2 separate regions of the Mus musculus genome follow, and region 2 is linked to region 1. Evidence: chromatin loops called from intact Hi-C (ENCODE). Cell type or tissue: left cerebral cortex. All regions are shown on one strand. Each heading gives the region's core, and the rest is flanking DNA. Links, peaks and the distances in the headings are about the cores only.

Region 1 (5,372 bases), core at 83-5,082:
GACAGATCTCTATGAGCTTAAAGGAAGCCTGGTCAACAAAGGGGATTCCAGGGCTGGTGAGATGGCTCAGTGGGTAAGAGCACCCGACTGCTCTTCCAAAGGTCTGGAGTTCAAATCCCAGCAACCACATGGTGGCTCACAACCATCCGTAATGAGATCTGATGTCTTCTTCTGGTGTGTCTGAAGACAGCTACAGTGTACTTACAAATAAATAAATCTTAAAAAAAAAAATTTTAAAAAACAAAGGGAATTCCAGGACAGCAGGGCTACGTAGATAACACAGAGAACAAAACAAAACCCCTGGAATTTCAGCACTTTTTCTGTTACGGACTCTTTAAGATTGCTTCATTAGGTTTCCCAGTCCAGCCTGGTCTTCAGAGTGAGTTCCAGGACAGCCAGGGCTACACAGAGAAACCCTGTCTCAAAAAAAAAAAAAAAAAAAAAAAGATTGTCCTAAACTGGACAGTGGTGGCGCACGCCTTTAATCCCAGCACTCTGGAGGCAGAGGCAGGTGGATTTTTGAGTTCAAAGCCAGCCTGGTCTACAGAGTGAGTTCCAGGACAGCCAGGGCTACACAGAGAAACCAAAAAAAGAAAAAAAAGAAAAAAGAAAGAAAGAAAAGAAAGAAGGAAAGAAAGATTGTCCTAGTGGTGAAAGGTCTCATTCATCTCCACCCAGAAGCATGGAAAGCTGAAGGCTTATTTGGGGCGTGGAGAAAACATTGTTATTTCCTACACGTTGGTCAGGTTAAAGAGCGGATTTACGGTTTTTGTTAGCCATCTACCCTGCATAGTGGCACTGCCCTATATTGCCAGGAGTAGGGAGGAGTGCTGGTGTAACCAAACATTGGGACGGTACTAAAGCATCGGCAGCGGGATGTGGGGTGATGGTGTAGCACAGGCTAATCCAGTTAGCGCAGGCTAATCCAGGAATTCTTTTCATTTGTTTCTGTTTTTTTTTTTTTTCCTAGACGGGGGGGTAGGGGTGAGGGTGGGTGGGGTGGGTGGGTGGGGGGGTGGGGGTGGGGTGGGGGGGGAGTTCTCTGTGTAACATCTTTGGCTGTCCTAGACTCTTCTGCCTCCTTAGTGCTGGGTTCAAAGGTGTAGACCACTGTGTGCCCCCCGCCCTTTTTGAGGCTAAGAAATCTTGCTTCTGCCTCCAGGGTGCTGGGATTAGGGGTGTGCAGCACCCCCACCTCGGACCTTAAAAAAAAAAAATTCCCTCTCCAACACGGTTTCTCTGTGTAACTCTGGCTAGCCTAGAACTCGGAGATCCACCTGCCTCTGACTCCTGAGTTGGTGCTGGGACTAAAGGATTAAAGGCATGTGCTACATCGCCTGGCAAAAGATTTACGTTGTGTACATGTGTGTGCCTGCATGTAACTGCCCAGGTCAGGGAACTGGAGCTACAGTTTGGAGCTGCCCTGTGAGTGCTGGCAACTGAACCTAGGTCCTCTGCAGTACTAGCATATGGCCTTAACACGACATCCCTTCTCTCTTTCCTGCTTTCCTTCTCTGCCTCCCCCTCATTTCTTTTTGACAGGGTCTCACTGTTTAGACCAGACTGGCTTGAAACTCAAAGTGATCCTCCTGCCTCAGTCTCCCAAGTTAAGGCATTGCAGGGAAGTGCCGACACATCCTGCTGAGGTAGCTTTCTATTTAGGTAGCTAGGTAGTGTGTATGTGTGTGTGTGTGTGTGTCTCAGTGCGTGGGTGCGTGGAGGTCAGAGGTTCAAGAGTTGGGTATCCGAAATAATCAAACTCAGAGCTGAAATCAACCAAGTAGAAACAAAAAGAACTATACAAAGAATCAACAAAACCAGGAACTGGTTCTTTGAGAAAATCAACAAGATAGATAAACCCCTGGCCAGACTAACTATAAGGGACAGAGACAGTATCCAAATTAATAAAATCAGAAATGAAGACATAATAACGAAGTATATCTTAAAATAATTATTCTGCTTGTTGAGTATTAACAGTTGAAAATATTAAAATCATGTTCTACAAAAAAAAAAAGAGAGTTGGGTCTCTTACACGTTGTGGGTCCTGGAGATTGAACACGGGTTGTCATGCTGGGTGGCAAGGGCTTTTCCTTATGAGCCACCTCGACAGCCCCTCAAGTAACTTTTTAAAGTGACCGTGAACACTTGAGCACCACCAGATTGTCGAGGGCGTGGAGGAGGGGAGACCACAGCGGCCTTTCTCTGTACAGGAAGGGGGCGGGGCTTAGGCCGAGCCGTCTCCCGCGCAGCCCGTCCTGACGCCGATCTATGATTAGCACTGTAGCTAACCAATAGAAATGAAGAGATCTTTTTAAATTGCCCAATGGCGGCATGTGGAGGGTGGGCCCTATTGGCTCTATAAAATGGGAGTCCGGCGAGCCCCGCGGCGGTAGAAGCTCGTGGAGCCCTGGTGGTTTAGCTTTTGGAGTCGTCTGCGCCTGTTGGTCCCAGTCCCCCTTGGCGTTTTCAGGGCCAGCCTACCTCGCCCCTTGGCGCCATGACCACTACCACTACCTTTAAGGGTGTGGACCCTAACAGCAGGAACAGCTCCCGGTAAGGCGACAGGGTAGGGCTCGAGCCCTCCAGGGCTTGTGGGGACCGCGGGGCGTTGGTGGTAACGGGCCGGGAGCACCGCGCTCGCGCCCGGGGGAGGGTGGCAGAGTAAGGAGTGGGCGCCGCTTTGTGCGGCAGGACTGCCTCGGCTTGTGGCCCCGCCCCAGTCGTCCCTTCTATTCATTTCTCCCCGGTAACGACAGCTGAGGGGGACTGTGGGTGGCGGCCCTTTGCCGTACGGCAGGTTGGAGTCGGTGAGAGTGTGCGGGAGGATCTTCTTTCAGCCACCCGCGGCGACACTGGTCGGGTCCAGGATGGTGGGCTTGGTCTCCCAGGAGCCCAAGGAGCCTGCAGGGCCCTGGGCCCATTGTCCCACATGAGGGCCATGCGCTCCCGCTTCTGGCTCGGGCGTGTGCTGGCCCCGGCCTTGGGCGCTGCGAGCAAATCTGAGCACTGATCCGGCTGGTCTGCAGGCTCTTTTCCTCGTGGTGGCCCGCCGGGGTGTCCGTGTCTGCGCAGCAGGTGCACCTCTGGTAGGGCGGGGCTGGTCATCCCCTCCCTCCACTTCCAGCCCTGGACAGGAGCTCTCTTATCAAAGTGCCTCCCTGCGCCTAACAAAGGAGAGATCGGGTCTCCTCCCCCTCCCCACGCCCACCTCCGAATGCGCGGGGCCGTGAGCCTGCTCAAATGGGTTTTCTGCGCTCAGGTCCTCGGACCTCTGCCCTTCCATGTCGCCTTCTTTACTTCTCCCATTGACTTTGGCCGAATGAGTTCACCCCAGAGCAGGCTTCTCTTGGAGGAGGAGGTTGTCTGTGCTTGGGCGGGGCTAGGGAGCCATCCATTGTCTCTCCAGTAGTATGTAGTATCCCTTCCTGGAAGCTGGGATCTTGCTTGTCCCCAGTACACTGCATTTTGGGAGGAGCTCTGTGACTGGACTGGGACCCGTTTCCTACCCCTCACTTAACTTGGTGAAGATATTTTGTTCAGCGGAGGGAGTCCATCTACATCGTCTCAGCTAGTGGCACACAGTCCCTTAAGTTGGCTTTCAGGCATCTCTTTGATCTTCCCAAAGGCTTGGTTCCATGTTCTCTGGCCATGTATTTTCCATTGATGATGACCCACAGTTGAGTGTGACCAAGCCTTGGGGTCCCGACCAAGTGGCACAAAAGGGAGCCATTTTGTGGGGCTAAGAAGGCAGCGTGGAACAGCAGTGTCTCTCACAGGGGCTTGACAACTTGCTGACAAAAAGCAGCCTCCTTGAGTAGTCTTATGAGGAAGCTGGGGCAGCTACAGACTGCTTTCAGTTTCAGGAAGTAGTAAAAGAATTGGTGTGATGGAAGGGAACTGAAGGGGTCAGCGCTTACAGGGCGGGGCAGAACTGGAGATTAGACCTAGGAGACTGGGTCACTCCCTCTTGTTGTCATCCTTCAAATGAGGTAATTTGTTACAAAGGACACAGGGACAGATTGAGCCCTGGGTTTTTGTTTTGTGTGATGAGGCCAACTTTTCCTGGTCTGACACTGGTTCCTGGCAAGACAATGTGTAATCTGGGTTTTATTTTTTGGGACTCAAAGCTCAGCTCCAGGCTTTGTAGAGCATTTCAGAGCCCAGGGCCTTTCATGCGTGCTTGACATGAGACAAATACAACGTGTTTGCAGCCTCCTTTGCCACTGCTTGCCCTCCAGTGTTGGTGCTAAGGTTCTCCCCGACTCCTGAAATCTGACCAATTCTCTTCACCCCCTTTCTTCAGTAATATGCTTGCTCTGCAGCCTCAGTGGTGAATGCTGTGCTGGGGTGATGGGAGTCGGGATGGAAGAAAGGAGTTAATTTTTAAATTGCTGTCTGTGCTATGACATTTTTGGGTCTTAACTCAGCAACCTTGAAGCAGTTACTATCTATGTGGTTCAAAAAGAAAGAGTCCAAAGCACAGCTGAAGTACTTTGTCTTGCAAGCAAATCCTTTGTTTGGGAACCGCTCTCTGTTTCAGATGGTCTCTATAACGCTGACGTCATTGGGGAGGTAGTACCTGCTATCATAGTACCAGTAAAAGTTGGACTAGGCAGGTTTGGCAGATTTGTAAGCTAGCTGGGTGCTAGTGCTCCCCACCCTTGTTTTTTCTTGGCCAAGTCCACTAGGGTTCTGAAGAATTCCATGGGCTTTTAATTCCACTTAGCCATGAAAGCCTCCCTCTCTGGGGATTGAGGGAGGACAAAGAGGCACGTTGGAGTTGATTCTAATATTTCAAGTGTTTTCAGTCATTTAAGGTAAAAATTCAAAACAGTTCTACCCAGTAAGAAAGAACCTGTAGAGCTGGAGATGTGGTGGTTTGTCCGTAGCCTGGGCAAGACGCTGGGTTCTGCCCCCAGCAGCTCCCCACTTCCCTTCCCCCCTAAAAAATCACCCCAGAATTTATCTATACCTTTAGTAGTAATTTAAACAACTTAATTACCTGGGAACCTGGTTGGGGGGTGTGAGCCTGTTATACCGGCACTAGGGAGGCAGGAGTGGGAGGGTGGCAAGTATATACCATAACACATTTATCTTGATTTATATAATGAATAGAGCTGGTTTTGTCTGTGTGTGTGTATGGGATCTCAGCCATGTGGCTTTTCACTGGCCTGGATTAGCCAGCCTAGGTTAGCCTCCAACTTGTGCCCTTCTTGAGTCTCCTGAGTGCCGAGATTAAAAGGCACCCATGGACATAGTTTTAGATGTTTAATGGTTGTTTGTTTGTTTGTTTGGAGACAGCATCTCACTGTGTGGCCTCAGCTGCTGGCCTAGTGTGTAGAACAGGCTGGCCTCAGTCTCACTGAGATCTA
Region 2 (5,372 bases), core at 81-5,080, 50 kb before region 1:
AAGCAAACCAGGTTTACGCCAAAAGAAAAAAAGATTTGTCTTCATCTGGTCTGTGTAGGCTGAGATTACAATACAAGCAGGCAGCACAACACAGACTTCTTTTTTGGTGATATTGATGATCTAATTAAGGACACTGCCCATGCTAAAGAAGTTATCACTGAGCCACTGAGTGATAGCCTACATCCTTGGTTTTTGAGAATGGGTCTGGCAACATATCCCAGGCAGCTGGGGACTCTCTATTCCCCCCGCCAACTCTTCTGCACAGTAGAAAATCTAAGGTTGCAAGCGAGCGTTGCCTGAACCCAGGACTTTGCCTTCAGCTGAGGCAGTCTAACTCACTTCTTTGGGCTTGTTTTTGTTGGGTTTCTCAAGACAAGATTTCTCTGTGTAGCCCTGGTTGACCTAAAACTCATTCTGTAGATCAGGCAGGCTGTGAACTCACAGAACCACCTGCCTCTCTGTCTCCTGAGTGCTGGGATTAAAAGGTGCGTATCTCCACACCTGGGCTATATGGGTCGTTTCTAAAGGTTAATTATAGGAAGGGGGCTGAAGAGATGGTTTGGCGTCTAAGACAACTGGCTGAAATTTCCTGCCTTTAATCCTAACACTCAGGAAAAAAGAGCAAGTAATTTCTGAGTTCAAAGCCAGCTTGGTCTAAACCAAGTACCAGGACAGCCAGGCTACACGGAGAAACCATCTCAAAAAACCAAAACCAAACAAGAAGTACACAGGCAGCTCTTCCAGAAGACCTAAGTTCAACTCCCAACACCCCATATGGCAACTCACATAAATATAGAGTTCTAGTTCCTAGAATCCAATGATCTCATTTGGCCTCTGCGGCACCAAGCACGGAGTGGTGCACAGTTATGCACGTAGACAAAATGCCCATACACAGACTATAAAATTTAAAAATTACTTAATGTCAAGTGTTGAACCACACACCTCAAGTCCCAGCACTCTGGAAGTCGAGGGAAGAAGATGTAGAATTCAAACCTACACAAAGATTGCACAAAGACAAGCCCACTAGGACTACATAGGGGCAACTTGTCTCAAAATAGCAAAAAAACAAAGTTTCAAAAATAAAAATATTGCCAAATAACTCCAGTTTCCTGCCTCAGAGAGTCAACCAATGTGCCAAGACAGATGTGAAAAAGAACTGCCTACCTGTTTGGTTGAAGGAAGTTTCACACAGAAGCATCTCGCCGGGGCCCCAGTCAAAACACATTTGCTTCTTCTTGGAATTCACACCTGGAATCCACTAGTAAGACATAAGGAGGCACAGGAGCTGTTAGCCCTACAACTGTCCATTCAACTTCCAAGTGTAACTGCGAACACCATACACCAGGCGAACAGCCTAGGTCGTATCCAATGATGCTGTGCACATATTCAGACATATACACACTTAAAAAAACATTTTCTAGGTGCAAGAGGAATAGAATACAACGCGACAGAAACTAGTCTATTGTCTCCCGTGAGAACAAATTATGCATTTATTAAGCCTCGGACTAGGACAGCAGGACAGGGAAAGGCCAACTCATCCCTTGGAGTGACCATGTGGGGCTTACACCAATCTCATTCTAACGCCCAAGGGGGGAAAACTAGAGAAGCAGAAAGGTTATAAAAACAAGGGTGATGCAGTGGGGTTTCCGCGAGCCGGCCAGTATTCACAGGACCTAGGGACCACTATTGCCATAACCTAGTTCCCAGTTAACCTGACATTCGGGATGGTGGCAACTGTGTCCAGGGAAGAAGCGTGCGTCCCGCATGTAGGGAGGCAGCCTGAAATGACCAAAGAAACGTAACCCTCACAGTGCAACAAGCCAAGCCACTCCACTCCGATCGCCCTTACAGTTACTGCGGGCTCGCAGTCGAGCTCCTCCATAGCGCCGTGCCCCCCGCGGCTGGGACCCTGCCGCGCGGCCGCTTCTCTGCGCTCAGGCCTCCCGCTCACAGACAGCTGCCAAAGAGGACCCCCTCCAGGGCGGCTTGCGCAGCGCCTGCAGACCTTAGCGCAACAGATCCCTTCGTCTTAGCCAAACACAGCCCCTTGAAGCCTTTCACACATGTTCCACTATTCTAACCTATACAACACATCATGAAAACGGCTCTAGGGCCCACGGGTCCTCAAGGAATGTTCCCAGTAGATCAGGCGGCGCCACAGACAGTCCCACACTAGGTGAGGGAAAGGTCCCCGGAGATGGCGGGAGAGGCGGTGGCTGGGAGGGTGTGCGCATGCGCAGAAGCGTGCTGGCGCATCTATTTCGATTGGAGAGCTACTCCGTCTCTGTAATCCTACTTTATCTCTTAGCGGTAGTTGTGATCCCTCCCTCCTGGTCTGTTATTAGAATATTCTCAGTCCCTTTTCCGAACTCCGACCAGTATAATGCGCTTATTTTGGAATTAGTCTCGGACACATGACATCCGTAAACAACGGGACTTCAATCTTTTATGTACTGGCAACTTTTCTTTCTTTAGGATTATTCTGAACTATTTCTACCTTAAATTGGTGGTCATACATGACTTGGAAGTAGGGCATAGTAACATAAGCCGGAAGATGCAGCACTTGGGAAGTAGAGACTGAAAAATCGGGAGTTCAGAACCAGCCTTAGCTACATGGCAAGGTTGAGCTCGCATCGGGGCTAACTGAGACCCAGACTCAAAAACCAAACTCCCACAAACTTTAAGGAAATAAAGGAAAACCTTTCTGTCAAATTTTTATCCAAATCCTAATCATCAGTGATTTAGGGAGCTAGAGTGTTGGCTCAGTGGTTAAGAGCATACGCTGTTCTTCCCGGGGAACCTGGATCAATTCAAAGCACTCACATACATGTGGAACAGTCCCAGGCAATCTGATGCCCTCTTCTGGCCTCTGTGGAACCAGGCACACACATGTAGTACACAGACATACACAAAACACCAGTATATATACAATAAAATAAATTTTATAATTAACTTTTTAAAAAAGATTGCATGTATGTGAGTAAACTGTCACTGTCTTCAGACACACCAGAAGAGGTCATCAAATCCCATTACAGATGGTTGGGAGCCACCATGTGGTTGCTGGGAATTGAACTCAGGACCTCTGGAAGAGCAGTCAGTGCTCTTAACTGCTGAGCCATCTCACCAGCCCTTAGTCTGTCTGTCTTTATTTTTTTGTTTGTTTGTTGGTTGGGTTTTTTTTTTTCTGTTTTGTGTGTGTGTGTGTGTGTGTGTGTGTGTGTGTGTGTTTGTTTTTCGATACAGGGTTTCTCTGTATAGCCCTATGCCTCCCTAGTGCTGGGTTTAAAGGCGTGTGCCACCACACCCGGCAAGCCCTTAGTTTTTCAAGACAGGGTTTCTCTTTGTAGCTTTGGCTGTCTTTGAACCTAATCTGTAGACCAAGCTGGCCTCAAAGTCAGAGATCTGTCTGCCTCTGCCTCTGGAGTGCTGGGGTTACAGACCTGTGCTACCACCACCCAGTGACAATATTTATTTATTTATTAAAATTATTTATTTTAGGTATGTGAGTACACTGTCTTGAGAACACCAGAAGAGGGCATCAAATTCCTTTACAGATTATTATGAGCCACCATGTGGTTGCTGGGAATTGAACTCAGGACATCTAGAAGAGCAGTCAGTGCTTCTAACTGGTGAGCCATCTCTCCAGCCCCCTTGTTTTTATTTTTCTGTCCGTTGGTTTTTCCTACATGATGTCTGTGTGAGGATGTCAGAAGCCATGGATCTGGAGTTACAGACAGTTGTGAGCTGCCATATGAGTGCTGATGATTGAACCCTGGCCCTTTAGAAGAACAGCCAGTACTCATATGTGTTGAGCTATCTCTCTAGCCTCAAATATGTTTTTTTTATTTTATGTATATGAGTACACTGTAACTATCTTCAGACATACCAAAAGACAGCATCAGGTCCAATTACAGGTGGTTGTGAGCCACCATGTGGTTGCTGGGAATAGAACTCAATTCTCTGAAAGAATAGTCAATGCTCTTAACCACTAAGCTATCTCTCCAGCCCTACCAACAATTTTTTTTTACTGTTTTAACAATTCTTTTTTTATTATTAGATATTTTCTTCATTTACATTTCCAAAGCTATCCCAAACCTCCCCCACACACACCCACTCCCACTTCTTGGCCCTGGCGTTCCCCTGTACTGAGGCATATAAAGTTTGCAAGACCAAGGGGCTTCTCTTTCCAATGATGGCCAACTAGGACATCTTCTGATACATATGCAGCTAGAGACACAAGCTCTGAGGAGTACTGGTTAGTTCATATTTTTGCTCCACCTATAGGGCTGCAGATCCCTTTAGCTCCTTGGGTACTTTCTCTAGCTCCTCCATTGGGGGCCCTGTGAGACATCCAATAGCTGACTGTGATCATCCACTTCTGTGTTTGCTAGGCCACGGCAGTGCCTCACAAGAGACAGTTATATCAGGGTCCTTTCAACAAAATCTTGATGCAATGGTGCCAACAATATTTTTTAAGGAGAAAAGAAAAAAACTTAACATTTTCCCAAGTAAAAGTAGTGATTAAAGCCGGTCATGGTGGCACACACCTTTAATCCCAGCACTCGGGAGGCAGAGGCAGGCAGATTTCTGAGTTCAAGGCCAGCCTGGTCTACAGAGTGAGTTGCCAGGGCTATACAGAGAAACCCTGTCTCGAAAAAAAAAAAAAAAGTAGTGATTAACTGAGCTTGGTAGCTCATGTTTCTAATCCCAGCATTTGGATCTCTGAGGCAGAAGGATAATAAGTTCAAGGCCAGCCTGGGCTATATCACAGACCCTGTCTCCTCAACAAAATGTACCTATGATACCAGTAGCATAATTTGTAACAAAAGATGGTAAGACAACAGTCATTAGCCCAGCCCTCACTATGTAACCCAGACAAGCTTCAAATTCACACTTGTCCTCCTGTCTCAGCCTACAAAACATTTCTTTGTCAGATATGATCTACTATGTCTGACTCTAAAATACTTCTATTTCTCCCCCCCCCCCGGGGGGGGGGAGGTATGTTTGTGTGGATGTGAGTATGTGTGTGGATGTGTGTGTGGATGTATATGTGTTTTTGTGTCTGCTAACCAGTAGTGTGTGAATGTGTGTATACAGGTATTGTTAGCCATTTATTTATAGTAGTGCAGAGGCCAGAGGAAGACATTGGGGTCATACACTATTCATGTCCCTGATTTTTTTTTTTTTTTTTTTGGAGACAGGGTTTCTCTGTATAGCCCTGGCTGTCCTGAAACTCTGTAGACCAGGCTGGCCTCCAACTCAGAAATCCACCTGCCTCTGCCTCTCAAGTGCTGGGATTAAAGGCATGTGCCACCATGCCTGGCCCATGTCTTATTCCCTTGATACATACTCTCTCACTAACAAGGAGCACA

What was found. Peaks named below come from ENCODE experiments on the same cell type or tissue, not always from the same donor. Only the 100,000 strongest peaks of a DNase experiment are listed, where the experiment ranks them.
Region 2: it touches region 1 in a loop (3-fold over the local background); 1 of 42 quality-filtered maps calls a loop at or near these places.

What each region holds. Positions count from the first base shown.
Region 1 is chr11:115,511,401-115,516,772 of GRCm38, reverse strand. It overlaps Jpt1 (Jupiter microtubule associated homolog 1), which reads left to right and starts at 2,380. Exons shown (of 5, transcript NM_008258.2): 1 at 2,380-2,553. The coding sequence starts at 2,498. In left cerebral cortex, for the core only: a CTCF peak has its summit at 2,379; DNase peaks (open chromatin) are centred at 2,686, 3,164, 3,754, 4,539 and 1 more place; H3K4me3 peaks cover 2,972 bases; H3K27ac peaks cover 1,456 bases.
Region 2 is chr11:115,561,040-115,566,411 of GRCm38, reverse strand. Nup85 (nucleoporin 85) reads right to left here and starts at 1,968. Exons shown (of 19, transcript NM_001002929.4): 1 at 1,850-1,968; 2 at 1,165-1,258. The coding sequence starts at 1,882. In left cerebral cortex, for the core only: CTCF peaks have their summits at 1,954 and 2,846 (motif pointing left); a DNase peak (open chromatin) is centred at 2,217; H3K4me3 peaks cover 1,946 bases; H3K27ac peaks cover 1,041 bases.